Linked DNA regions of Mus musculus: all the other regions are linked to region 6. The links are chromatin loops, found by intact Hi-C in ENCODE. Cell type or tissue: heart. All regions are shown on one strand. Region 1 overlaps Gmds (GDP-mannose 4, 6-dehydratase). Region 2 has its middle 120 kb from the start of Mylk4. Region 3 has its middle 140 kb from the start of Gm40876. Region 4 has its middle 100 kb from the start of Mylk4. Region 5 overlaps Gmds (GDP-mannose 4, 6-dehydratase). Region 6 has its middle 54 kb from the start of Gm40876. Region 7 overlaps Gmds (GDP-mannose 4, 6-dehydratase).

Region 1 (4,000 bases), 200 kb before region 6:
CATGGCAAAGAAAAGGTCAAATAAATAATACGTATGATACCATCCTATTAAGAAAAAGCACATAGTCTTAATCTAATGTCTGCCAAATGAGCTAAACATACAAAAGGAAGGCAGTTACCTAAAAAAATACAATATTCTGGTTAAAAATTATTTTTCAAGTAGTATATACTATTCTAAACCTCATTAACAAGTATTAACAATAACTTACAAAAGAATTTGTATATAATAACCTATACTTAGATTTTTTTAAACATGTAGGATGATAAAAGTTCACCTTATTAAATTTTACTAAATTAATTAAAATTATCAAAAAATTACATGTATACAAATCAAAACTTGTATAGTTTTTATGTTCACGTAGCAATGCTAAAAACATAAAAAGAGTTAACACAGACCTTCCTGTGCATACAAATTAAAGCTAACACAGTAGATAGTTTAAGAGAGAAAAACTACCTAAGTACATATCTTTTCTTACCAATATGTGGCAGAGCAAACTCATTTAATCATTAATAAGTAACAAGAAACAGCCAAAATATGTTTTATGCGTCATTAAAACCCCATTGAGGCCATTACAGTCCCCAGCAAAGTGATGCTGGAAACCACCTTTACCCTGGCCACCACATTCCCTCCTGACCTCACTCGGCTGAGGCAGCTAGAGGGTGAACGGCAAGACTCTCATGTAAGCCTTTATTAACTATGAGAAATAAATTATATTAAGTGTTACTTTTTGAACTCAGAAATGAGGGAAGGGGTTGTTAAGATATCAAATTTACTAGGAAAATAATTATGTGAGAAATAAGTTGCTGTCACATGAGAGACTTGCCAGATGCTGTATTTAAGCAAGTTGTTATACACACCTTTAGAATCAATTTTGTGACAGAGAGATTAGTCTATGATACTAAATTGCCTGAAGAGAATTAAAAAAAAAATGGTGGGGGAAATGTTTGGTGAACAACATTGCCAGTTCTTTAGGAGTGTTTGTAAGCAGTAAGAGACCACTGTGATTCAATTGTTACATTGTTACAAAATGCCCTTCTACCCAACTTGCAGATTGCAGGCTCTAATAAGTGCGCTTCTATTTCCTTAGCTCCTCCTTTCTGTGATTTTTACCAAATACAATTCTAAAACTTGAAAATTACCTAGAAGTTTGTGAGAACACACAGAAAGGTCGTCAGAGCCAGACACATATTAAATATTAATTATAATGATGACTGTCATCTTCTACAGTGATTATGTCATTATATAGGAATGCTAATTAAGGCATAAAATGACTTGTTAATTGAGAACGTGTTCTGAACAAACACATTTGTACTTGTGTATTTAATAGAAAATCCAGCCTGGAGACTGGGCCGTAATAGACTGCAGTTCTATTTTTTAAAATGCTGACATTTGAGCAAATGTTCCCATGGAATGTTTGCCTGATTCGTGGACTGACATTTCCTCTTTGTAACTTGCTTAACTAAAAAGGAGCCATGCAGGCCAAACCCCACAGTGCACACAGGCAGTAGGCCATTTCTCGCCACTGAAACTTTCGTAAGGTTTCTCTTTTCCTTCCCTCTTCCCGTACCACCACTCTGTCCTCACTGTCTTCTTATTTTGACACACACAATATCATAGCTGCTTTTAGTCATCTTACAATAGAAGACGTACCTGAAAAGATTAAGATTTCCCACCTGGGATTTGTCCAGAAATTCAGTGTATCATAGTCCCCCACAGCTTCTTCCATCCTGCTATACTTGTGTGTTATCAATAGTAGCTTTCTTTCTTATTTTAGATTTACTTACACTAAGAACCCAGGGAACCAAGCTGATGGAAATCAGTGTGTATTGTCACTCATCTTTCATTCTAAAATCAAGGCTGACCTCCATGTCTGTGGCACTTTGCTGCCATCTATGTGTATAAAGAAGCATAACAATCATCCTTGTGGCAGAAACTCTGCCTGGGTCCCTAAAGGAACAACCCTGTCTCTCAGCTAGATAAAGGGGAGCCTTCCTACCCTAGAGCAGAAACTTGCTGGAAATTTCTAGGACTTCCTCTGTGAAGCAACGTCATTAACACTGACGTGCAAAGGCGCATTATTTAAGGCATCTAGTTTTTATCGGAGCCAATAGTTTTTTACCCAATACAGATATTAATAAAATATTTTTAGCATAGTCAATACTTCTCCCATTACAGAATTATATTATATATTATATATTATATATTATATATTATATATTATATATTATATATTATATATTATATATTAATTAATATAATGACTTTTAAAGAGTTAACTATTGAAAAAATAAAAGTAAAAACTAAGATACTTAAAAAACTTAAGTAAATAAATTCTATAAAATAAGTTGATTTTAATCAAAATTGCCATTTAAATATCTTGCCAGGACAAATGACCATTTAGCCAAAAAAAACCCCTTATAATATTTAATATAAGGTAAAAGCAAAAGTAGTCTTTGCTCTTGTGATGTAAAAACAAATGCTATGGTGTAATAACCATTTCCCTGCTAACCAACACTGAAATGCTTCTTTCCAGAAAAGACAAGCGAGTCTACCAGAGTCTGCCACAGCCGCACAGCCCGGCTGTGAAGGATCTTAACAAATGCACAACAGACTCACATTCCAGAGTGAGTGCTACGGAGTAGGAACACAAAGAAAAGGAGCCTCTCTTCCAGTCATAGGGAAGAAGGGTGACTGACAGTCAAGACGAGGGGCTGTCCTAAAGAGTCGGAGGTCGGGTTTGTTGATATTATTCATTTCCTAAAGAGAAAAGCAACAGAGAGAAGAGCGCTGGCCCTGAGTCACCAAACAATGAGAAGCCCTGATTATGCTACTTCCACTCTATTGACCCATTCTTCACAACTTCCCAACACCATCTCTGTAAAATTCCATTTTACTCATTAATACTATGACCATATATAACTTAGCTCATATTTCAAATGCACCATTTTCCAAAGAGTTCTCCAAGTCCTACTGATGAATTTAGCCATTATAACAGACCAAGCAACACTTCATGCAGTCTTATAAATAAAACTATTCTTGCCAGGTGTGGAGGCAGAGGCAGGTGGATTTCTGAGTTCAAGGCCAGCCTGGTCTACAAAGTTAGTTCCAGGACAGCCAGGGCTACACAGAGAAACCCTGTCTCCAAAAACAAAACAAAAACAAAACAAAACAAAACAACAACAACAAAAAACTATTCTAACTGCACATTATAAAATAAACATGCAAAAGATACATAGGTCGTTGTGATTTAATATCAATTATGTCTATTAATCATTGATATTAATATTTTAAAAGTACACACCACATAGTACATAAAATTTTCTTGTTGCTGGTACTGATAAAGTATCAATTAATGATTAACATAGAAACCAAAATAAAAAGTGCTTATGCATTAAATTTCTTTGAATTAAAAAGGTCTCATTTTATCTTTTTGTTCCAATTTTAAGGACTGTACTTTAAAAAAATAAATTTATAAACAAAATACGTACTAAAATGATGAAGTGAGATTTGTGCCTAAAACAGGATCTATTAAGTCTCTTAAAGGGGAGCTTAATTCTTCAAATACAGACACCAATCTGAGAGAAGGCAATGTATATATGCCTTCAAATATTAAATAAACCTATTATTTATACACTCATCTAATAAGAAATTCTAAAATCTGTTTCCATTCATCACAAAAAGAAAAGAAAAGAAAAGAAAAGGTAATTTCACTCACATTACATTTACTAATGACAACATTTCTTCCCATTAGTATTTACAAAATCACCTTGGACATGAACATTAAGATACACATGAACATTTAGTGATTTGATTAATTTTAGCTTAATATGCATAAATTGTTCCAAGAGTGAAATACTTTTGATTTTATTTAGTTAAAAAAAAAAGCTACTACTGTAAATAGATTAAGTTTGGAAAAGCTAACAAACACACCTTTGTGTGGTCCATTAATTATAAACAAAATTCCAAGCATTATTAGCTGTTATCAAAATTACAATACCAC
Region 2 (4,000 bases), 250 kb after region 6:
ACTGACTGGAGCCACACTGTAGTTAGTGGCAGAGCCAGGATGTGCCTGGGACCAGTGACTCATGTCAGAGTTTCCTGGGCTCTGAATTCAGCAGAGGAAATGCTTTGTTTTCAAAGCTAAGTTCCTTTCCTTCTAAACTTCACTTCCTGCATCTAAAAGGGAAAAAATAACACTTTTTAGAGAACATGGTCAAAACAACAACAATAAAATGTGGTGATGTAAACACCACATCACTGAAGAACTGTCAATGGTGTCAGGACAGTAATGGGAATTGAGAAGGAGTATTTTTTTAAATGTAGAGAACATTCCAAATGAAAGTTAATGTTTGCATATACAGTACTGGGCTTTCTCAAGTTCATATCTAATGGCTAGGCCCTCTCCATCCTTGTCCCACTCCCTAACCACTGCTCTCCAAGCCCGCATCCCCATTTTCCTGTCAGATCATAGGCACAAGCATGCCAAAAGTATCATACTCACAAAAATGTGCCACGATTTCAGTCCCCTCCCCCAACACACATTACACGTACAGCTGTCGCTTTGTGTTTTTAAGGAATCAGGGAATTGCTTCAGCATTCAAAATATCCAGATGTGCTCATCCCAAACAAAAACTGCAACAGTGTCTGCATATAATCCTCTGTATATTCCTATATCTTTTCAATCATCTCTGGATGACTTGTAATAACTAACACATTGCGAGTACTGTGTGAGTACTTCTACCTCATTGTGTAAGGAAAGGTCTGTACATGTTCAACATGGATGCAGTGTCTGGCTGGGGAATATTTTCCATTCACATTGGTGCAGACCTAGAGATGTGAAGGACCGGCTATTCTCCACCATTCTTCGTTGATCCATCCTACTATACCTGTTGAATATCAGTCCAAGCATTATCTCCTGGGCACATCCTTCCATGACCTAGAGGCAGAATTTATAAATCCCTGCTGTGTTGCTTTGTTGCACCCATGGTGACTTCCACTATAGCATTTGGAGCCTTTGATTACTGTTATTTGATTACCAATGTTCATCTTTCCTTATTTGATACAAGGATGGGATCAACGCATGTCTGATTAAAACAAAACAAACAAAACAAAACAAAATAAAACAAAACAAAACAAAACAAAAAAAAAAACAAATGCGTAAAGGTCTCTGGCTTTAGCTTGGGGCAGAACGGTTGTACACAGAAATACCTGTTAAACAAGCAGCCCTTGCAAAGGACAAGGTTCAATTTGAGGACCCTTGACATTTAAAAAGTATTGTACTCTGTTCAATCCTGGAGCATGTGAGCAGTCGAGGAGTTTAAAGGTAACCAAGGACACTGCCACCTCAGGCATTTTAAACTGCAACTGAAATCCTAAGGTGAGTCTGAGGACATCTCATGCTTTGTTCTTTCCAGATTGTTCATATCACTGTGTATCTCATGCAGCAAAAAAAAAAAAAAAAAAAAAAAAGTGCCAGTAACAGAACCTGGGAGCAAAATGGTCTATCAAGGTGTAGGGGGACTACGCCTGTCGTATGGTGGAGTTTGCTAGACTCCCACAGTGAACTGAAGACTGACCCATGCTTAGGGAATTCCTTGGCTCCATTTGAAGGCATGCAAAGTAATATTTCTTAGACACCATCAGTAAGAGGCTAAGTGGTTGTTAAGTCCATAGACTCTGATCAAAGACTAACTTGGGTCCCAAGCCCAATACTGCCACCTGCTGATAGGTGACACTGTAAACTTCCATTTCTTCCCCCTTACAAACTTCCTTCTCTTCTGCCACAAAGAGGAGGAAACGGATGTTAAGTGCTCCACCTGTTGCAGAAATAACCAAATGCTGAAAGCTTATGAGGGTGCTCTGGTAATACTCATGAAACTAAAGTTTCCTATTTCTAGGAAAGTTCCTGGCTTGACCACTTATAGACAAATGTAGCATGTGCATGGCACACATAAAACCAAGATTACTGAAATACGAAGAAAATTAGCCATTTGTTACAAATGGAGATGTTTGTCTTGAATAATGAAAGTACATGTGTGGGATCCATTTGGTCACTGTTGTTATTGGAATATAAAACACTCCCTAGAGGCTCCTATGTTTGAACACTTGGTTCCTAACTGGTAGAGAACGTATCACTGGAGGCAGGTTTTGAGGTTAGATAGCCTGTCCCCACTTCCTGTTCTCTCTCTCTCTCTCTCTCTCTCTCTCTCTCTCTCTCTCTCTCTCTCTCTCTCTCCTCTCTGCTTCCTGAGTACAGATGAAACTTGATCAGCCAGCTTCCTGACTACCCTCCCTGCCTAACATTTCTGCTGCTGTATCTTTGCCATCATGATGGACTGTGCCCCCAGGGGAACTGTGAGCCACAATAAATCCTTTCTTCCTTAAGTTGCTTTGGTCAGGGTATTTTATCTCATCAGCAGAAAGGAAAATAATACAGTTACCTAAGTGACAGACAATAATTTTCTTATTATACCCAGCATTTGCTGTATAAATACTACCCCTCCCCCCAGACCTCAAAAGCATGTACTAGGTGAAAGGTGCGAATCCAAAAATGCTCCACATGGTATGACCCCAATGTGAAACCCTCTGGGAAACACACAAGTATAAAAGCAGAAAAAAAAAAGTCAGGGATGCCAAGGGTTGGGAGGAGGGAGGGATGAGGCTATGAACACAGCAGATTTCCAGTAAACCTATGCTTTTAGGTAATTTATGAGTACAAGACAATACACATTTATCAAAGTCTATGGTGTTACATCATGGAGAATGGAACCAAGGTGTAAATTCCAGAGCTCAGTTAACAATGATGTACCAATACCTGACACTTATGTTAGTTGGCTTTGCATTATTGTACTAATTAATTTGAGAAAAAAAGTTCTTTTTGGGGGGTTGCTTAGAGTTTTATTTTTCTGTAACTTTGGGGTCCATGGCAGAGCAAAATACCATGGTGAGAGAATGCAGCAAAGCACCCTGCTTCCCTCTCCGCATCTGGGTAGAAAAGAGAGAGGGAAGAGAACAGAAGTATCGGTATCCATTTTAAGGCCACAAGCTTCAGTTACTTAAAGCCCCCTTAATAGTCCCATTAATGCCCCAGTTCTAAAGATAGTAATTTTTTTCCAACTACTCCAAATCTGATCAGATCTCAGAGCAAATAGATTGCTCTCTGTGGTATAAAGAGTAGCAGAGCCCATAGCCTTCTTTAGCTGACAATAGTCTGAGAACAATGACTATTTAAAAAGCAAATCCACAGGGCTGAGTGTGAAGGTTGGTAGTAAAGCATTTGCTTAGAACATGCAAAGCTCTGAGCTGAGTCCTTAGCACTTCACACATGTGCACATGCACACAGAGAGAGAGAGAGAGAGAGAGAGAGAGAGAGAGAGAGAGAGAGAGAGAAAGAGAGAGAGAAAGAGAGAGAGGGAGACAGAGAGGGAGATGGAGAGAGAGAGAGAAAGAGAGAGAGAGAGGCCACTATTCTTAAGTCCGAGGAAGATTTCCCAAGACGAATTATAAAATGTCTAAAGGAACACTTCAAAGACTCTAATTATAGCCCAGTATTACATCATATACAAACAACTGTTGGTGACAGGTTGTATGGATAGCATTTTGAGGGATTCTAACACGTACTACAAATGACAGAGTGACTCTGAAACAAGGATTCATTTCCAAAGGTCCTGCATTCCCAAGGGCAATGGAGCAGGAGTGCATGCTTTGTCCTCTGTGTGGCATGCCAGTCTCTTACATGACAGTTTTACAAGGACTTTGCAGATCTCAAGTGGTAGGATTTGTTCCTGCAGATCCTGACACTGGTCACCTACAGTAGGCTTGGTGTGGGGGCTCTCTGTTGAAGGGGAGAGATAGGGAAACACACAGAGCCCATCATGGGGCCCATTTCTGAAGCCTTCACTCCATAGCAGGGGACAATTTCATCCACAAAATGCTACTCCAGAGTCAAGAGGAAGAAGCCCCCTTATTGGCATGATCGTGATGGGGGGAGGGGCAGAAAGAACGTCATCTAGTAAGTAAAAAGT
Region 3 (4,000 bases), 190 kb after region 6:
TGTCCTGGGGGTTCTTTCATTGTGTTTGCATACCCCCATCACTAATGCTCTGTGTTCATAGGAGATGAACTGTTTGAAAACCCACCCAAACAGCCCCATCAGGCCTTTTATATCTATCATTCTATAGTGCAAACTAGTGTCTCCACAAAAGTGGCCTTATTACAAATGCCCCAGTACTGAGGAGTGGAGTGTGGTATCTATTAAAGAATTTGTTCCAATGTTTCATCCTACTTGGATGTTCTATGTCTTTTGTATTTATTATTTCTGGTGCTAAGGATTGAACTCAGGGCCTTGTGCATGCCAGCAGGAGCAATACCATCAAATCACAAACCCGGCTCTGGTAGGATGTTTTATAAGCTGAAAACAGAAAGAACCATTGTCTGCAGAGAGCCTGTGGTTTCAGTGTAGAGAAAGGGCAAATCACCCTCTCTGTTCCACACCTGCCACAATCAGGTCTTTCTGTGTCTTGCACAATGATTACACCGAGGAGGAAGAAGTGAGGCAGAGGAAAAGTTTGAAGATTTTCAGGTTCTACCAGGAAACAAAACACAGAAGATTCTTGCAGGGGTGTTGTTCTAGCTATAGGTGACTTCTGAAGCATGCCTTGAGCTCCCAGTGAATCCTTCATCCTGGGTCTGTCTCTGATTGTCTCCCTGTGTTGAGCCACACAGGCTGTTCTGACCCACACTCACAGCTGTATTCATCCACAAAACACTCTCTTCTTGGGCCTTTAATACATTTTTTCCTCTGATTAAACACTTTAGTTTCTCTGATGAATTGCCTGGCCTTATATTCCATGTGTGTGTGTGTGTGTGTGTGTGTGTGTGTGTGTGTGTGTCACACCACACACACACACACACACATTCCTTCAAGTCCCAGTGTGAGTGTCATGACCAAGAGAAGCTTTTATCTTCTAAACCTTGTGCTCTAGCCTTACCTATCTCCACTGTGGTATTTTATGGAAGTCTGTTCACCTCTAACCTGTGAACATGCTTCGCACGTACATGCATGGGCAGTCTCATGTATGTGCACCCACACCTGCAAATGCACACTAGGCACATGTACATTGGGACAGACATTACAATTTCAGTGCATGTTCACATGCCATTACAGATGTGCATATATACTGTGTACACTGCATGGGGTGAGACATTGAGTCTTTCACCTCTGTAACAAAGATCCTTGCTCATAGTAGGTGGTCAGTAACCTGCTATCAGATAGGCAGTAGATGAGGAACAACGTACTGAAGCACATACTCACCTTAGAGTCAGCTGATATAAACATTAGATCAGAGCTTCTCTATTCATTTTGATTCCAGACAAGTTCACTGATAGCCATGTGGACTTGGAAGCTCCATTTCTTTTCTACAGCTCTCCTATCCAATCAGATAAAATACAAAGTTTCTGTCCAGAGTGAGGTAATCCCATCCCCCCAAAAGTTCCATCAGAGATTCAAACAAATAAAAACAAACTTCCCACTTTCAAGCAAACTACTATTGATAGTAGTCAACAAGCATGGAGAGAGATCAGCATATACCACAAGTGGAAAGTTGTAGCCCTGCTCACTGTCCAAGATCAACCCACAACACAGTTAGAACCAAAAGACTAAAATAAAACACTATGAGCCACACACAGCTATAAGGACCAAGAAATTTCAACCTCATGAAAACTAATGTAGACAAAAATACATGCATGCATGCATACATACTCACATGTCTCCATATACATAAGTAAATAGATCATAATTAGGTAAACAGACATATGGATGATTAAGAAATTTAAACGGTGTGTGTGTGTGTGTGTGTGTGTGTGTGTGTGTGTGTGTGTGTGAGGGCAGGCACTAGTCTGTCTATTTAAGACTGATGATAAATCTAGCAGTTCATTCATGCTTTGCTCGATGATAAGGAGGAAGTAAAAGCTTGTGTTGTGGCCAAAGCCTTTGCCACATTAAGCCCTTGGTAAAGATCTCCAGTGCCACCCAGTGTTTTCTAGAGTAGGAATAGATTGTCTTTTATTCTCACACCCACTAACACAGGATCCAGTACACTGCTGGGTAATGAGGATGATAATGCCATCTGACATTTATTTTGTACATTTCGTATCTCAGTTGGCCCGTGTGTTTGAAGGCATGTTACTTCCACACCCTACCTGCAAGGCTTTGAGCTTTGAGCCAAACCATCCTTTACTCACGGCAACTCCCAGTCCCAAGGGCCTCTGAAATGTGCTAGACTCACATGCACTGGAACAGTGACTCAACCGTGCAGTCTTCCAAAGACAAAATTCCCGTGTGTGCCTCAGAGTATTCCCTGAGGCACATTTGCGTACTCTGAGGGAGAACATCTTTATTTTTGACAGCTTGGAACTTTCCTCCAGTGCTCTTAACTCTCTTTATGAAATTTATCTGAAGATCTTTGCTCCTAGAAATGCATCTCATGGGCCAGTAGTAACAGCAACGCCTGGGGTCTTGTTACACGGAAATATACAGGCATCTCGTCTCAGACCTTGGAGGCTCCCAGGGGCTTATGTACATATAAAAGCTCCAGCATCTATATTACAAGCAATTTATAATTGTTGCACATATGCACATGTGTTTTGTATATTGACACATATAATATCGACATACATCCATTGCACATGCATTAGGTATATACTATAGTGCTTTGTGCATTGTTATCTATGTGAGTGTTATACTGAACACTCATTATAGATACATTTTTATGTATAATGACTTTATATAAAGATAGCTACATTGTGCCTACATGAAAAATGCTTAGCATACACAGGGAATTTAAAGAACATCTTCTTGATAAGCGTAGTATGTATTCTACATATGTTTGAATACATATAGATTTTTGCTTGTTTTGGCAGGTTACTGAAAACACATAGAATTCTCAGGTACTTCCCCAGCACCATGCTTGCCTGACTGCCACCAGGATGAGAATGAGCTAAACTTCTGAAACTGTTAGCCAGCCCCAATTAAATGCTTCTGAAAAACCCCAAGTGATAGTTTACTGATCACTAGTTGAGAGTCTTTTAATCTGGTAATAAGTTGAGGAGAGGGCTTTGTTATTGCTATTACATTTTAAACACTATATAGGACATTTGTTCTGAACCTCAAGAACCTGACCCTCACAATATTATGAAATGGGAATTATCAGGGGAAATTATAAGCTAATAGTCGTGTGCTATTTGGAGTAAATGCAATATTTAATTCCTGGGTGATCCTGCCTATCCTAGTGCTGATGTTTTATTAATAGAATAATATGTGCTGACTGGATTGTCCAAGTCGGTGTTCTATTGCTGTGAAGAGACAGCATGACCACAGCAACTCCTAAAGAAAAGGAAGCATTTAATTGGGGTTGGCCTACAGTTTCAGAGGTTTAGTTCATTTTCATCCTGGTGGCAGTGAGGCAGACATGGTGCTGGAGAAGTATCTGAGAATTCTATGTCTGAATCTGAAGGCAGTAGGAAGAGAGAGAGAGGGAGACAGACAGAGAGAGAGAGAGAGAGAGAGAGAGAGAGAGAGAGCCAGCCACTGGGACTACCTTGAACTTCTGAAACCTCAAAGCCCACCCCACCCCCCATTCACACACTTCTTCCAACAAAGCCACACCTCCTAATGCCTCCAAAGTAGGACCACTCCCTGATGATCAAGTATCCAAATATGTGAGTCTAAGAGCGCCATTCTTTTTCAAACCATCATCATATGGACAGCTTTCTTTATATGTTAGAGAGGAGACGAGAGAAAGCAATGATCTCTTATCTCCTTGTGTGATTTACAAACAGGAGAGAGCTGTTGTATTTTATTGTGTAGGGAACATGTAAAATTTACTTAAAACATTAGGAAAGGAGAGTGACAGATACAGAAATTCACAGTGGCAAGGCTGACAGAGAGGTAGTCATCCCTGGAACACCACCATCTTGCTCTGGAGTAAGACAATGCCTTAGACTTCTTTTCCACAGCCGAGGTTCCCATCATGCTGTTTGACACAGAGACCATG
Region 4 (4,000 bases), 270 kb after region 6:
AGATTGGCTGGGAGTGTGGCGCTGTTTGTTATTGTAACTGATGAAACTTTGCCTAGTCTTTTTTTCCTTCTTCTTATATTTGTGTCTTTCTGTCTTTCTTCCCATCTGTCTGCCTGTCTTCCCACCTACCTATCCATCCATCCATCCATCCATCCATCCATCCATCCATCCATCCATCTACCCACCCACTCTATCTATCTATCTATCTATCTATCTATCTATCTATCTATCTATCTATCTATCTATCTATCTATCTATCTATCTTGAGGCCAGAGCTGTCTTTGAACTCCCAATCTTCTACCCCAGTCTCCCAACCACTGGGATTACCAGCACAGTCATTCTTCATCCCTGAATAGCCCCAGAGGATGGCATTTGAGTTGTTGCTTTATTTTATCAAATCTATGAAGTATTTTTTTTTAAATAGGAAGAAAACATGAAAATAAGAGGGGAGGAACACAAGGTTCTAAATCTGAAGTCTGACTTCAGATTCCAAAACTATTCCCATCAGCTGTGACCTGCATGAGTCAGAGAACTATTGAGGACCTCAGTTTCCACATCTACAGAATGGGTGCAATAGTACTTATCTCCTCTGATTATCTGAAATGTAAACTCAATGATTTATATTCCAGACATCTAGAAGCAGACTCAGAAAGTGGTGAAGGCTTTAAACAAATTGCTTTTAAACACCCCAAGTCATCAGAGAGACTCACTTTCCACACACTTGCTCCTGTCAGGGTAGACAAACCCCAGGAAAGTTTGTCCCTACTTTCCAATGCTCTGACATGGGTTGCGAGGGCGTCAGGGAGGCTATGGGAACGGACAGAGAATGTTCTTGCCACACATCCAGGTTTTAGAATGTGCACCAACCTGAGTCACAAGTGCATACCCCCGCATGCCACTCCGGGCCATCTTTCCCTGCCAATGCCACCCACCAAGGCCAGAGCCAGGTGGCTGTGAGTCAAACCTGTCTTCACTTTGACTTGGCACCACAGACCTTTTGAATGGAGTCCACAAATTCGTGAGACAAAAATAGGCTAGCTAGCCCTCACCAGGCCTTCATTGTTGAGGGATGACGGTTGGCTGGTGGTTACACAACCGAAACCTGGGCCCACCACGGAAACGCCAGCTCAGCCATACACAAGGCCGAGCTCTCTGCCCACGGCAAAGTCCTTTGTTCTTTTTTTTTTTTTCTCTCTGACACGCCCCTACCTTCCATTCTTCGGAATCCAATTGTTAGAAAGTTGACAAGCTAGCTGGTGACAGGTCTCCTTGGACAGCTTTCCTGTCTTCAGATAAGGAATGGGGAGCCTCAGCGGGGTGTCATCCATACCCAGACCCCAGTGAAGGAGAGGGATACACAGACACCCGTTCTACACCCTCTGGCTAATCTTAGTTCTCTGGGGTCTCAGTTGTCTTTTCTGACATAACACCGCAGGAACCCATTAGTGTTTTATTGTGCTGTCAACTATTCCTGGTCACCTTCCCCACCACCTCTTACAATTTTGTAGTAGAGAGAAAAATTTCAATACGCTGGTCTTGTTTTTAAATTTTAAGAACACAATAGTTTGAAGCCAGAAACAGGGCTGGACCGAATGCCAGGGCTGATTCTGGCCCAGAATGCCTTGGCTACCAGGGAGTGCATAGGTTGTTAACGTTCAAAGTTGATCTTTCCTCTTATGAAAATACGTTCGTGCAGGCACCCCACTGAACACAATTATTTTTCCTGCTTGGTGAGGAAGACTCCATGCTCTGGTCAGGTCTTGTGCCTCCATGTTTTTTCCCTATACCCCTTTGAGCACACCCGTCAGTCCACCACCCTATCCTTTGAGTGGTTTGTACCTCTTACTTGTGCTTACTTCTGCGAGGTTCTCTGAAGCAACTGGGAACAGGGAGGGGAAGAGGAATCTGCTGAGGAATAGCGCTTTTAAAATAAAAAAATAATAACACGAAGTATTATAAGCACTAGAGGCTGGAAAGAGCTTGTGAGTCCCATGGGGTGGGGCGCAGCGTGCTAGTGAATGACAACATTGCCCTCTGGTGGTCTACTTGAGTAAGACAGCCATAGGTTGCAGGCTGGACGTGGGGGGGGGGGGGGGGCTCTCACTAACGTTTCCCACTAATCCCAAAGAAACCATAATTGAACAATGTAAGGAATTCCCCATGAGGCCCTGAGGTTACAAAGACTCAAAGAAGAAAAAACTCATGTAAATATTCAATTGTTTTAGAATGTGTTTCCTTTCCTTTATTTTATTACGTTTTTATGTCTAGTTTTCACATTGTGTACTCCATCTATAAACTCATAATTTAGGCTCTCCAGGAACCAGAAACCGGGCTTCACTACTCTCCCCTGTGAGAACCGTCAGTGGTGAGCAAATGTGTAAGTGTGATGAAGCCTCTTTTCCCAGGCTGGCCCTTTAAAGTTCCAATGGCTCGGTGTAAACTCCTCCAGTTTAGGGTGGGAAAAAACCTGCTGTGTGCTTGGGAGTTGGGTGGAGGACTGGAGTCCAGAGCAGCATATTCCTTTTGTTATTTTTTCACTCCAGGCAGTATAATCCTAGATACTTAACTCTCTGTCTCCATAAACGAACAGATTACTGATTCTCATTCTACCAGCTTTTCATGGAAAAGAAGGGCAGTGTTTTGTTTTATTTTATTTTTTAAGTGCTTGTAGTTTCTTCCAAAGGAACAGCTTTGTGAGAACCAACTTCTGCAAATTAGAAAAAAAATACTGTATATCAGTGACAAAGCACCAGAGCTAAGGCCATTGGCGAAGGCTTGCCCCACCAGCAATCTGGACATGGAAATCTGAGGACCCAGAGCTACACAGAGAGTTCAAGGCCAGTCTGGACAACATGAGGTCTATCTCAAAACAAAACCCAAAAAGCCAGCAAGGCCTCATTGTGGTTGGGCATTTTCTTGCGTGGGATATATTTGCCCGATCAGTAAAAGAGTTGCTCTTGAAAACAAGTGATGCTTCATTTTTGGTTAATTTTTAAAGATTTATTATTTGTGTTTTATAGGCATAAGGATTTTGTTTACACGTATAACTACGTACCACATGTGTGCCTGTTACTCAGGGAAACCAGGAGTTACAAACAGCTGGGAGCCACCACATGGATGCTGGGGACTGAGCAAGCATCCTCTGCAAGAGCAGCAAGTGCTCTCAACCACTGAGTCATCTCTCCAGACCCAGACAAGTGATGGTTTGGAATGAAATAACGAATAATGCAACCCAGAAAAAGAAAGAAATTCTAAATGAACACAACAAGGAATGTGTGTGAATGCCACACTATGCTCTGCAATCTCAGCCTCTCCCCACTGTGGACCTGGCAAGTGATGGCCCAGAGTGAAATGGAGGGGGGCGAGTGTGGCTCCTCTACCATGGAAACGAGTGTCCACTGCTTTAACGGGCATCTTGTTTTTGTAATGGTAGCAAAATGTACCTAATATAAAATTGCCCACCCAGTTTTAGAGCCAGTCACCATCCAGATGAGCATTCTTTTTTTTTCTTTTTTATTGGATATTTTCTTTATTTACATTTCAAATGTTATCCCCTTTCCCAGTTCCCCCTACTCCTGGAAACCCCCTATCCCATCCTCCCTCTCCCTGCTTCTCTGAGGATGCTCCTCCACCCACCCACCCACTCCCGCCTCCCCTGCCCTCGATTCCCCTATACTGGGACATCAATCAAGCCTTCATAGGACCAAGGACCTTTCTTCCCATTGATACATGCATGACAAGGCCATCCTCCGCTACATATGCAGCTGGAACCATGTCAGATAAACATTCCTACTGATGTGCAACCACTGCTGCTATCTAGCTCCTGGAAACCTCACGTGTTCATCTAGCGTTCTGCATTCTGTCCTTGTGGATCTGACCACTCTGAAGTGGGGTGACAGCACTTGCCCCCTCATGACTGGTGTATTTTGTGTAGCACTAAGTCATCAACTTCTTCGAGATAGCAAGCACCACAATTTCTTTCCTACTTGAGACTGAATCA
Region 5 (4,000 bases), 110 kb before region 6:
CCTGTCTTTCTTAATTTGTCATGATACAAATCAAGTTACTTGGTTCCCATGTCCTGGGAAACCCTGACCTAATCAGTGCTGTCAGCAGTTTGGACTGAGGAGGAGGAGGAGGATCTGCCAATCAAGGCCCCTCTATACACTGCACATCTCAATTCTCTTTTAGTTCAAATATTACATTTTAAATTCACAGTAATCTCTGAAGCAACATACCAACAAAAACTATAAAGAATTTTAATACAAGAAATGACATTAAAATGCAAAAAAAAAAACCCTTCACATATGTGAGACTTTTAAGTTGTGGAAAACAACCTCATCATTCTTAAAGATCCAAATTAGTTCCTAATACAGCACTGTCACTGTTGACATCTGTCCCGTGGGGTCAGACCCAGCACCTCTCACATGCTATATAAGAACTGAGCTACACCCCACTCTGAACAGTTTAATAAAACACACACAAACTTGTAGTTTAAACCTGATAAACAAACATAATAACAATAAATTGTACCTTAAACCATTTTCTATGATTTTTATTCTCCTCTTTATTAATCAACATTCTGCAGCCTAATCCCTTTATCACTGTAGCAAAATGGTTCCATATGCAAGCCAACCCAGGGTCCCTAGGTTTGAAAAGAGCTACCACAAATATATATTTTGGTTGTTGTGTTTTCCTAATCACGAAGAAAGGGGAAAATTCAAACAGCTTCCTTTATATAGTATGAACAGAGGAGTTCTTTAAAACCACATTAATTCCCCTGGCAAATATAAAGACCCTAACAAAGATCCATTGTTTCAGTTTCTTAGTTAGTACTTGACTAACCATGCATAAAAGAGAGACATTAGCATAGTTAACTGAATATATAAATACGTTCAGACTCAGTAACACTATTTCTGCCAAGCACAGTAGCTATATTTAATAAACATCATGCTGTTAGCCACAGTCACTTCTTAAACTGTCATTGGAATTATCAACTTTTACCATAAAGCAAAAGAAAACATTATTTTTAATAACATCAGTAAAGACCTTGGTTTCTTTTCTAAGATAAATGTACTTATATGAAATTGATAGGAAAGACCTTTCTGCAAAAAAAAAAAAAAAAAAAAAACCAACCTATATTTTATACAAAGAAAACAGACTTTTCCTATTCTGTAACAGAAGTGATAAAGCCTAATGACTCTGCCTAAAAATTGTGACCTAAATAAACAGGAAAGTGGACATTAAACTTTTGAGGTATGTTACTTTCCAATATGCTTTAAGTTTACCAAAAGAAAATTTAATTCCAGGGATTCTGAAGTTAAGAAATAAAAAGTATTAAAACCAAAACTATGATGTCTTGGACTGCTAAGGGGAGTATACTTGAACTTGGGTAGCATACTTGAACTTTAATGTATACATATGCTAAAACAGAGTAAAAACATATTTTCAGACTTTCTCCTGACATAAGTGGAAAGCTATATGGAAACTTTCCATGGCATGAATAACTACTTGATTTTTAAGAGAGAATATTAAATCTATAAAACTGACATGTTAATTTCCTAGCTATAGTGTACCTTCTTTATTTTCTAAAGAAGGCACGTAGAGAAATAATACAGTATAAACCACCTCATAATTTGCATTGAAAAGGCACACCTAGGGCTAGAGATGTAGCTCAATGAGACAGTGCTTGCCCATATCATGCGCATGAGGCTCTGGGAGCAAACCCCAATACTACAAAAAGAAGTAAAGGGAAAAAGGAAAAAATATTATTTATTTGTTTTATCTGCAAATGTGGAAATTAAAGGTCAAAATAAGTCATAAATATGTTAACTGTCAGGACATTCCAAGATTATTATTTATCTCAGCCAAAAAAAAGTCAGTCTGCTGTATTATTCTCACAGAGGTGTCTGTGTCAAAACCTTGTAAATGTCAGTCAGTGATGACTCAAAGCTGTAGTGATGATTCTGCTGCAGCATTCTAAGAATATGTGGAAATGCAAATAAACTCCGACAATGGCTCATATCATATCAAATGCCCTATCTGAAGCACAGCAACTTTAAGCAAAACTTAATGAGGACTAAACACAGCAGACACTATATACTGGAGCCACCTGGTGGCCTGTTTTCCTATAACACGGTAAACACTGGGTCCTGTGCATACAGCATGACGCCTTCAGTGCCTACCACCCAAGGAAGATTGTTCCCAAAAGTCAGTGAGGGTGAGCACCGCAAGCCCCAACACCATGCCGACGCACTAAAAGTGCACCACTAAGTAGGAAACACATTCCCCAAAAACCCACTCTAGGCATCTCCAAGTTGTGTTATATTTTCTCAACATAAATCCAAACCAACTCAATAAGTGTTTTAGAAAATCTTCTTAATAAAAATATAAGTAGCAGCTTATGATTTCCTGTGGAATTTGCTTCTTGCCTAGTTCCAGGAAGTTCAGGAAAAGGCTAATTTAACTTCTAAACGATCATGGTCCTGTCAGCAACACAAAAGTAGATAGTGCACTGATCTTTCATTGTGGGGCACAGGGACATTTGCCTGTAGCCACAACTACTAAGACAGGCAAAGGCAGGAAGATTACCTGAGTCCAAAAGCTAAAGACTCGTCTAGGTAGTATAGCAAGAATCAATTTCTCTCCCTCTCCCTCTCCCTCTCCCTCTCACACACACAATACACACAACACAGAAACAAATACACAACATGAAATAAGATAGATAACTAGGAAAAGGAATGGACTAGGAGTAGGAAAGGAGACATGATAATGGGTCAATATGATTGACATACATTATGTACATTATGAAAATGCCATAATGAAGCCTACTAGTGCATATAATTAATATATGCTCAAAAAAGTCTTTTAAAAAGCCAAGGATAAGGTAAGCCTTTGAACTATTAAGTAGGTGAAGTCTATAGCAGTCTCTAGCCTCCTACAACTCCCTCATTCCTCTTCAGTGTAGAATCAATAAACTCCACATTAAAGAAATGCAATTAGGAAGCTCACATAACCATTATAAGCTCTACTCCCACCTCTGGATGTACTGGGATGTGTACCAGACACAGATGCCAAAGGCTTCCCTCCAGGCTCCTCTCAAAGCATGCCACATTCCTGACTCATCCCAGAGATTCAAAGACCACATAGCTCATTGAGTGGAAATGCTGAATGGAAAGAAGGCTTCAAAGGATGCCTCTCTATTCATACCCTAGCCCAGGTCCTCAGTGCAGGGTAGACTGCTATTAAAAGACTCGTTTCCTGAGGAAAGTAGACAGTTTCAGGGAAAGACCATTTGGCTGGTAGGAGGGGGCTTTGTTGCCAGCTGTTCTCACAGCCCTACTCCCTGTGTGGTCTCCAAAGTTGCTAAACCTGACCACTTCAGGGGCCAGGTCTATAAAAATGAAGACATTTCCAGTAAAAGACCTGCTTGGCTCTACACTGTTCCACTTCACAAGGGAACACTGTTGCTAGAGAAGCTCTGGCTTTGGTGTAGGCATATCAAATGTGTGATGGACACTTGACATTTACCCCACGGAAAACCTAAGTATCCTACTTCCTGGAAGCACTCTAAACAGGATGGCAAGGCTGTATTTTTGTCGAATTTCCTAATTGCAGGTGCCCCTTGACACAGCCAGCATTAGGAGATCAATGGCAGAGCTGTTGTAAAGTCTAAAAGACAGTATGAATAGCCAAGTACTGTCACCTATAAAGATGGAAGGCACTTTCTCCTCAAGGTGTGATCCAGAAACAACACAAATACAGGTAGAAGATAACACACACCAGAATCAGAAGGCCTGGGTTCAAAGGAAAACAGTGTCATTTATCAGAGAAGTGCTGCACAGAGTCAGCCTTCCTAGCCATTCGTGCCCTGTCTATAACCTCATATCTGGGACTACATACAAAGAACAGGGGCAGAAAGGCGAAGTAATAAACTCAGGCTTGATAACGGGTTTGCTTTCCCTACAAAGATCCAAACACTGGTGAGAAGCCAGTATCCTCATTCACAAAGCTGAATCTCTTCATATC
Region 6 (4,000 bases):
GGAGGTCAGAGGTCAACATGGGTGTCTTCCTCAGTCATTTTCCACCCAGCTTTCTGAGACCAGGTCTCTCAGAGAACCCAGAGTTCACTGACTCCCCTAGACTGGCTGGCTAATGAAAGCCAGGGACTTGCCAGTCCTGGTGCTGGGATTGTAGACACACATCACCGTGAACAGTTTTTACAAAAGAACTCTGCCGTTGTGTTCCTTAATGAAAATACGGGAGCTTGATTGACCCCCATACACCCGTGATGGATCATGTGTTTAGCATGAATGAGGCCCTGAATTCAATCCCCAGCACACATACATACAGAACATGTATGCTTATATATATAAATAATGTAGGTATCAAAATCAGTATCAAATTCTGTTATGTAGCTCTCTTTCCTGTCAAGTATTTTTAAATTCTTCTTCACGCCTGTGTCTGTGTGCTCATGTGGAGGTCAGAGGACAATTTCCAGGGGTCAGTTCTCTCCTTCTACCACGGAGATTCTGAAGGTCAGATTTAGATCTCCAGGCCTGGGGGCAAGAAGTACGCTTGGCCACTGAGTTCCCTTGCTGGACGTGCTCTGCAGCTTGAAACAGGAAATGTCTTAAGTGGGAAGAGTTTTAGTCTGTTGCAATATAGGGCCTCACTGTTGGGAGTTGGGAGTGATTTGTTGCAGGGTTGCTCCTCTGCTGCAATCTATTGAAAGTCAACATGTAACAAGGGAGTGTGTGTGTGTGTGTGTGTGTGTGTGTGTGCGTACATGTATGCTTGTGCATGTATATGATGTGCGTATGTGTATGTATGTGGGGTTCGTGCATGCATTTGTGTGTGTGTGTGTGTGTGTAGCCTTGTCTTTCTCAGTCTTTATGGATTTTGATGGAAACAATAAGATGTTGTTCAATTCATGATGGGATTAGATCCTAATATGTACTGTAAAATACAAGGCATATAGAATATTCTCAATTTACCAGGCATAAAGCTCATCTTTCCTCACTTGAAGTGTGGCCACAGTTAGACAAATTTACCTAGCTCAAGGCCTGTGTAATAATTTCATGTAACTCACTAAGCGCAAAACCAAGATGACTGTTTGATACAGTTTGCAGTGCAATAAAACTGCGGGGGGAGGGGTACCCTTCAGTTGAAGAAAATGAGGAGCTGTCTATCTGGGCTCCTCATAACAAGTTATTTTCTATAAGTCAGTTGCAAACCTTTCCCCTGGAGACTGCCTCTGGGTGTTATATTGTTCACAAGCTCACAATGGTTTGCCCATCCATGAGTGGAAGGATCTACTCTGCCTCCTGGGTCCCCAAAGCCTAAAATGTTTACTATCTAACCCATTAAGAAAAGTTTGTTAACTAACTGTTCAAGAGGAGGTGAATAACTGAGCAAGGCCTTTTGAGGGGATTGGTGAAGCAAAGTGAAACTCTGGTGAAGCAAAGTGAAACTCTGGCGGAGAAAAAGAACGAGTAAGCTTATCCCTGTGATAAAGTAGGATTTACATTTACATGTGTCTTTGACGGTTATGATGGGCAGTGGGTTATCCTGTGGGTGAGATTCAAAGTCGTGATGTCTGAAACTGTTCCAATTAGTTAGCAAAGAAAACAAAGCAAAGTAAAGTACAGATAAAGACCCATCAAATGAAAATACAGCTGATAGAGAAGTCTGGGGATGGGGTGGGGGCGGGGGGGTGGGGTGGGGGGGAGATCTGATTTGAATCACGGTAATGGGTATGTCGCATACAGGATTCCGGAGCCACAGGGTCTGTTTCAACCAGTCGAGGTCCAAATGGGAGTGTGCTTCACATCCACATGTTGTTCAGTGTCTCGCTTTTAGAAAGTTCCCATGCAGTTCAGAGGCCCTGTCCTGCGCAAGGTAAACAGTGGTGCTTTGCTAACTGTGGAACAGATAAAGTGTCTATCCTTTTAACTAGCGCTTGGAAACCAAACATGTCCCATCAATTCAATGCCATGCCCAGAGCCAAGAGAAATAGACGGATCATCAGGCTTTACAAAGGGAGTTCACAGTAGTCTCTGATATGATGGAACAATATCTTTGAAAGTTTCAAAACACAGATAAGATGAACTCATTTGTATTTCTTGGGAATTACTCTTTTGAAACAGTATGTTCCAGCCAGATGTAGGGTGTTCTGGTACGCAGTCAATACTGCCACCTGCTGGCTCGATCGAGGAAGGCTACTTTGTCAATGTCACAGAAATGTGACGGAACTGAGTTAACTTGGCAAGATGGCATTAGCTGACATTCTGACATTTAAACTCTCTTATTTTCTTTGCCAGTAGTGTTCGTGGAGTTATAGCCTATTTTAGATTGTTGTTTTCACAGTTGTGAATGCGTGTTTACAGCACACACCCACAAAATGATTCTGGTGTGCTTAGGTATAAATTTACTGGTTATGAATCTTTGTGGTGCTGCTGCTGCTATAATTTTTCTTCCATTTCCTTCTTCTACTCCCTAACTTCCTCCCCGTCTCGTTTAAAGAAACAGGGTTCAGTTTGGCTGGCCAGGTTGGATTTGTGTCCTTGGGATGAAGTGATCATCCAGTGGAGCTGGGACTGTAGGCATTCACCACTGTCTGGCTGTTCATTAACACACACACACACACACACACACACACACACACACACACACACACACACACTTATATATAAATACAATATGTTTTTCCACTTAGTGTTACTTGCATGTATATGATTTCAGGGCTCAGCACTTGGTGTTTATCTTAGTTAGGGTTTCATTGCTGTGAAGAGACACCATGACCACAGCAGCTCTTATAAAAGAAAACATTTAATTGGTGCTGCTTACAGTTTCAGAGGTTTAGTCCATTACCATCCGGTGGGACACATAGCATCATGCAGGCAGACATGGTGCCAGAGGAGAGTTCTATGTCTTAATCTACAGGCAGCAAAAGGAGATTGTGTTCTACACTGGGCATAGCTTGAGCATAGGAGACCTCAAGCCTACCCCACAGTGACATCCTTCCTCAAACAAAGCCGCACATACTTCAACAAGGCCATGTCTCCTAATAGTGCCACTCCCTTCCCTATGGGCCAAGCATTCAAACACATGAGTCTTTAGGGACCAAACGTATTCAAACCACCACAGTATTCAACAGCCAATTAGGAAATTCATCGTTAGGGAGGACTTTCTCCCCCACTCTCAGCACTCTGTGGCTGCCCATAAGATTTCCCATGACTATGTTAGCATGTCCACTGGTGTACTTCTTCGGATCTTGTTCAGTCAGCCATTTTGTTGAAGTACCATGGGTGAAGCTTTCATGTCATTTTAAGAAGGCACAGTCTCAAAGCATATTTTTCTGGTCCTCTGGCTTGTACAACCTTCCTTCCATCTCCCTCTTCCTTGAGGTTTTCTGATCCTCAGGTGCAGGACTTGTGCTCTGCTGTGCATTATCAGTTGAGGTTGGGCACTGCATGATCCCCGTTTGACTGGTTGTGATTTTCTGCTGCAAAGAGAGGTTTCTCTGATGAGCACTAAGAGCTACACTTATCGGTGTGTATAAGGATAAGTATTTAGAGTTATGGCATGTTAGGAATTATGCTGGCTTAGTCAAGGTCATAGTAGATTCAGCTCCAAGATGTATGACCTTACCAGCCTGAGGTAGTTGGCTAGATTCCCAGCACCAAGTGTGATTCCCCTCCTGTTGAGTGTCGAGTGTGACTAGAGAGCCATGGGTTACCACTAAGATATGATTGTCTTTCTTGCTGTCTTAGGGTTTTGCTGCTGTGAACAGAAACCATGACCAAGGCAACTCTTATAAGGGCAACATTTAATTGGGGCTAGCATATAGGTTCAGAGGTTCAGTCCATTATCATCAAGGCAGAAACATGACAGCGTCCAGGCAGGCATGGCACAGGAGGAGCTAAGAATTCTACATCTTCATCTGAAGGTTGCTAGCAGAATACTGACTTCCAGGTAGCTAGGGTGAGAGTCTTAAGCCCACACTCACAGTGACACACCTACTTCAACAAGACCACACCC
Region 7 (4,000 bases), 98 kb before region 6:
AAGGCAATTTTCTAAGGACTACAGGGGTGTTATTACACCAATAAATTCCTCAAGGGAGATAAAAAATGGATACTATTTTTTTTAAAAAATAGGATTTCAAGGGCTGGAAAGATAGATCAGTGGTTAGGAATGCTTGCTATTCTCCCAAATGACCTGGCACCTAGTTTGGGTAGCTCAAACTGCCTATAACTCTAGCTCTGGGGGGCCCAGCACCCTTTTCTAGTATCATACATGTTCATCCACTCATAACCAGCACACAGACACATAGACACACATACCTATGCATAAATATAATATTTAAGTAATTAATTAAATAGGATCTGAATAACCAGGAAGTTGAATACATATGTGCTTGTCTATGTTATGAGGCAGGACTAGTCCAGGCATGCAAAATGTTTGGGCACTAGAGGTGAGGCAAGAAAGACAGACACTCCCTTCGCCAGATCATTAAGGACTCCGTTTTCAGGAAATCAGTTCTGTCTCCAGGGCATCAAAAATTAATAACAGGGTTAGCTTAACAGCTATCAGTAGCCCAGATCTCAGAGATGACAAAACACACAAAGAAAGTTTAAATAACTCAATCAAAAATAATTACCAAATCAGTGGCCAAGCTTTAAATACAAGCTACTATTCCCAATGCACACACTTAACAGCCATTCTAGCCATAGAGTACCATGCATGGTGTCTATACAGCTTTCCTATGACCTTACAGGACAACACAGAGGTGATAATGGTGAATTTCAGTCCTTGGATTTTTAGTCCTTGGATGCTTAGAAGGAGCTCTCTATATATTTATCAAAATATTCTGGCATGAATTTATGGGAACAAAATTGATACAGCTCTGCTGCCCAAAGGGAAATGAAAAACATACTAGAAAACAGTATTCCAAGATGTGGAAACACAAAAGCTCTAATTATAGACCATGCTTTACAATTCTTTAAGTAAAACCTGCACACTGTTGTTAAGTCTCACTGAATCCTTAAACCTAGACTACAGTAAGAAAATTATAAAACATGCATCAGAAAACTCACTATCCCCCTTCCTAAGTTAGGGAGAGATGGAGGTATAAGTATTGTGGTGAGGCTGTCTGCTGCTGTTAATGACCCAGCAGCTGGATGCTAGCAACAGTGCTTACCTGAGCCAGCAGCCAAGGCAAGAGTGGGAATCTTACTCACCTTTATCCTAAGCTTACTGAAGAAGCCACTGCTATTGCTCCGAGATCACTATTTTAGACTTTCATCTCCAAAACGATTAATAGTGTTCCTCTTTCACCAACTGATTACCAGTTCATTATAGAAAATATTTAAAAAATAATACAACTCAATATTCATATCTTGTATGATTTTCTAGTCTTGATATTTGTTTTAATTTTCACTTTGCATTTTAAATGATAGCAGACATCTAGAGCACGTATATGACAGGAAGGCTTCTGTTTTTTTCTTTTTGTAACCATAAAGGAACACTGGTAGCCACACAGTGAGCCAGGGGGCTACATGAAAGAAGATGCTACAAGTAAAGGAAATCAAAACTCAGAGCCACCGAACAAGACATGACGGTTTGTTTCCACCTATTTTTGACTGTCTGTCTGGCTTGCACATCTTCCCCCTCTAGGGGGAGCAGTCCTACACAGCAGAGAGCTGTCCATTAGTCATCTGTTTCACAACTGCTGGTGTCAACACATAAGCAATCTGAAAGGTTGCAGGTACTAAGGAACAGAATAAAAGACATGATTCGCATTTGGTATCTAATACATACTTCACACACACAATATTATCACATGATTAAAAGATTAAATTTATGAAAAACTTCATTAGGCATGGCAAATGGAGTCAGAAGAGAAGCAGAACTGGCTCCTGAAGGTTGTCCTGTGGCCTGTGCACAAGTTGTGTGGTATCACAGAACATATACATACTGCATACATGTGCACATGTGCATGTGTTCGCACACACACACACTTAAGGAGAAAGAAAGAATAAATACAATTGTTATAAAAGAAAGAAAAAAACAATTTAGAAATATGAAGCATGCATTTACTAAAACTTCTAAAAACAGGATAGGTGGGTTTTTTTGTTTGTTTGTTTGTTTGTTTGTTTTAAGAACACAGTAAACTAAAAGTCTGGGAAAAGCCGGGCGTGGTGGCCCATGCCTTTAATCCCAGCACTTGGGAGGCAGAGGCAGGCGGATTTCTGAGTTCGAGGCCAGCCTGGTCTACAAAGTGAGTTCCAGGACAGACAGGGCTACACAGAGAAACCCTGTCTCAAAAAATCAAAAAAACAAACAAACAAACAAAAAAGTCTGGGAAAACCCCCACCTTGAACATCACATTATTTACACAATTATCACAGTATTTAATGCACTTCAAGTGACTTCAGAGAAAACAAGTGATCACAGATCTCAGAGCTTCAGTCCACGCTACCAGCATAAGCCATCCTCATGAAGTCAAAACACAAAAGCCCAATAACCCAGTAACACAAGAAAACATAGCATTACAGCCAAGTATGTCATGTAATCAGTGGAAAGGCAATCACTCTTGTATACTATAAAGTAACAGGAGTTTCACATAACTGAGTTTTCTACCTACTAATTTAGCATCCTTGCTATTTTCTATGGGCTGCATTTTGGGGATGTAAACAAGCTCAGGGTTGGAATCCTAGGTCTGTGGTTCAAAGCTAGTCAAAGTCACTTCTACTCGCCTGTTTCTGCACCTACCCTAGTACAGTAGGGAAAAGATTAAATGAAGTTTACTCTAACAAGGAACTTAGAATGCAGCCTGACACAGGGAACATGCTTGAGAAATATAGTTATTGCTACACAAACTCTTAGCCAGGGTTTGTGACTGTGAGGCTGTCCAAAAAATCCCCACTGTGTCTAACCACTCTTCCCCAGTCCAGCTCCCAGCTCCCGCCAAGGAGTGACTGAAATGGATGTGTTAGAAAAGGCCAGGTTGCTCGTATGTACTACTGAAATAAGAAAGGAAGTCACTGAAGGATATTCGAGAGAGGTTTTATCATTCCAAAGAGAGATAGAAAGCAACATGATTACGCCATGATACGGCATAGGTGGCTTTCTCCTGGGTCCTCATATTAAGGTTTAATATAAAATGTCCCCCATAAGCTCATAATTTGAATAACTGATTCCCCAGTTGGGTACTTTAATTTGCATTTTAATTTTAAACAAGGTCAATTCAATAGTAATTATCTGTCTGGTATGTTTTTCAAATATACATATATTATTTAATATAATAATATATATTATATATATTCTCAAATAAACAACTCTATCCTCTCTAGTGAGACCCACCACCACCAAAACTGTAATGGGAAAAGTTGTAAAGCTCCCAAGAGACATGACAGACTGGAAAGGAAAAGTGCTTTCATGTTAGCATCCCACAATAATCCATGCTGTAGAATAAGAAAATTAGTCTAGAAAACCACTATAGAATTTTAAAGTCCCAGGAAATATTTATTCTATGTTTTTAAAGGGGGCTACCAGGTTCATGACTTCATTTAGGTAACCAAAAGGGAACTAAACCACAGTTAAGTTCTCCTGTAAACGCTAATACATAGACATTCAAAAACTGTAACTTCCCTGTCACTTTTCCCAGTAAAATCACCTAAAATCTAACTGATGTTTCAACAATGGGAATAATTTAACCCATCCCTTTTGAATTATAATGTAGCAAATTCTATTAAATAAGTATAGTGAAGCTATGTGGAGGTTAATGTTATAGTGCCTACTTAGTTTTCATTGAGAACCTGTGTTGCCATTTTCTGTAATTCAATTGATTAAAAAGCCAACTAGAGGTGACATTTTCTGAGTGATAAAGAAAAGGCCTGCCCGCCCAAGCTCGGCTTCTCAAAGCATATGGATTCAATTATACAGCAATACCTCAACTACTGACATCTTATGTGGCTCTAATTTTAGTTATTTTCTGCTTGGGGAAGTTGCAGTTGAAGGCCTTCCTCCAGGATTTAAATAGAATGCATATGAACATTTGCAT

What was found. Peaks named below come from ENCODE experiments on the same cell type or tissue, not always from the same donor. Only the 100,000 strongest peaks of a DNase experiment are listed, where the experiment ranks them.
Region 1: a loop joins it to region 6, with 2.8 times the contacts of the local background. A loop is called at or near these places in 18 of 42 quality-filtered maps.
Region 2: a loop joins it to region 6, with 3.0 times the contacts of the local background. A loop is called at or near these places in 8 of 42 quality-filtered maps.
Region 3: a loop joins it to region 6, with 2.1 times the contacts of the local background. A loop is called at or near these places in 4 of 42 quality-filtered maps.
Region 4: it touches region 6 in a loop (7-fold over the local background); 11 of 42 quality-filtered maps call a loop at or near these places.
Region 5: it touches region 6 in a loop (2.9-fold over the local background); 2 of 42 quality-filtered maps call a loop at or near these places.
Region 7: it touches region 6 in a loop (5-fold over the local background); 16 of 42 quality-filtered maps call a loop at or near these places.

The regions. Positions count from the first base shown.
Region 1 is chr13:32,212,364-32,216,363 of GRCm38, forward strand. All of the region lies in intron 4 of Gmds (GDP-mannose 4, 6-dehydratase), which reads right to left. Among named protein-coding and RNA genes, the nearest start is that of Gm52055, 20 kb to the right of the region's middle. In heart, a CTCF peak has its summit at 1,895; a DNase peak (open chromatin) is centred at 1,918.
Region 2 is chr13:32,660,549-32,664,548 of GRCm38, forward strand. No RefSeq gene overlaps it. Among named protein-coding and RNA genes, the nearest start is that of Mylk4, 120 kb to the right of the region's middle. In heart, a CTCF peak has its summit at 1,703 (motif pointing left); no DNase peak of the experiment used is centred here; H3K27me3 peaks cover 286 bases.
Region 3 is chr13:32,602,161-32,606,160 of GRCm38, forward strand. No RefSeq gene overlaps it. Among named protein-coding and RNA genes, the nearest start is that of Gm40876, 140 kb to the left of the region's middle. In heart, a CTCF peak has its summit at 1,978; no DNase peak of the experiment used is centred here.
Region 4 is chr13:32,679,316-32,683,315 of GRCm38, forward strand. No RefSeq gene overlaps it. Among named protein-coding and RNA genes, the nearest start is that of Mylk4, 100 kb to the right of the region's middle. In heart, CTCF peaks have their summits at 2,008 (motif pointing left) and 2,207; DNase peaks (open chromatin) are centred at 1,056 and 2,006; H3K4me3 peaks cover 193 bases; H3K27ac peaks cover 384 bases.
Region 5 is chr13:32,295,574-32,299,573 of GRCm38, forward strand. The region is part of intron 1 of Gmds (GDP-mannose 4, 6-dehydratase); the gene reads right to left. Among named protein-coding and RNA genes, the nearest start is that of Gmds, 41 kb to the right of the region's middle. In heart, a CTCF peak has its summit at 2,089 (motif pointing left); a DNase peak (open chromatin) is centred at 2,118.
Region 6 is chr13:32,409,631-32,413,630 of GRCm38, forward strand. No RefSeq gene overlaps it. Among named protein-coding and RNA genes, the nearest start is that of Gm40876, 54 kb to the right of the region's middle. In heart, no CTCF peak of the experiment used is centred here; a DNase peak (open chromatin) is centred at 1,931.
Region 7 is chr13:32,311,241-32,315,240 of GRCm38, forward strand. The region is part of intron 1 of Gmds (GDP-mannose 4, 6-dehydratase); the gene reads right to left. Among named protein-coding and RNA genes, the nearest start is that of Gmds, 25 kb to the right of the region's middle. In heart, a CTCF peak has its summit at 1,608; no DNase peak of the experiment used is centred here.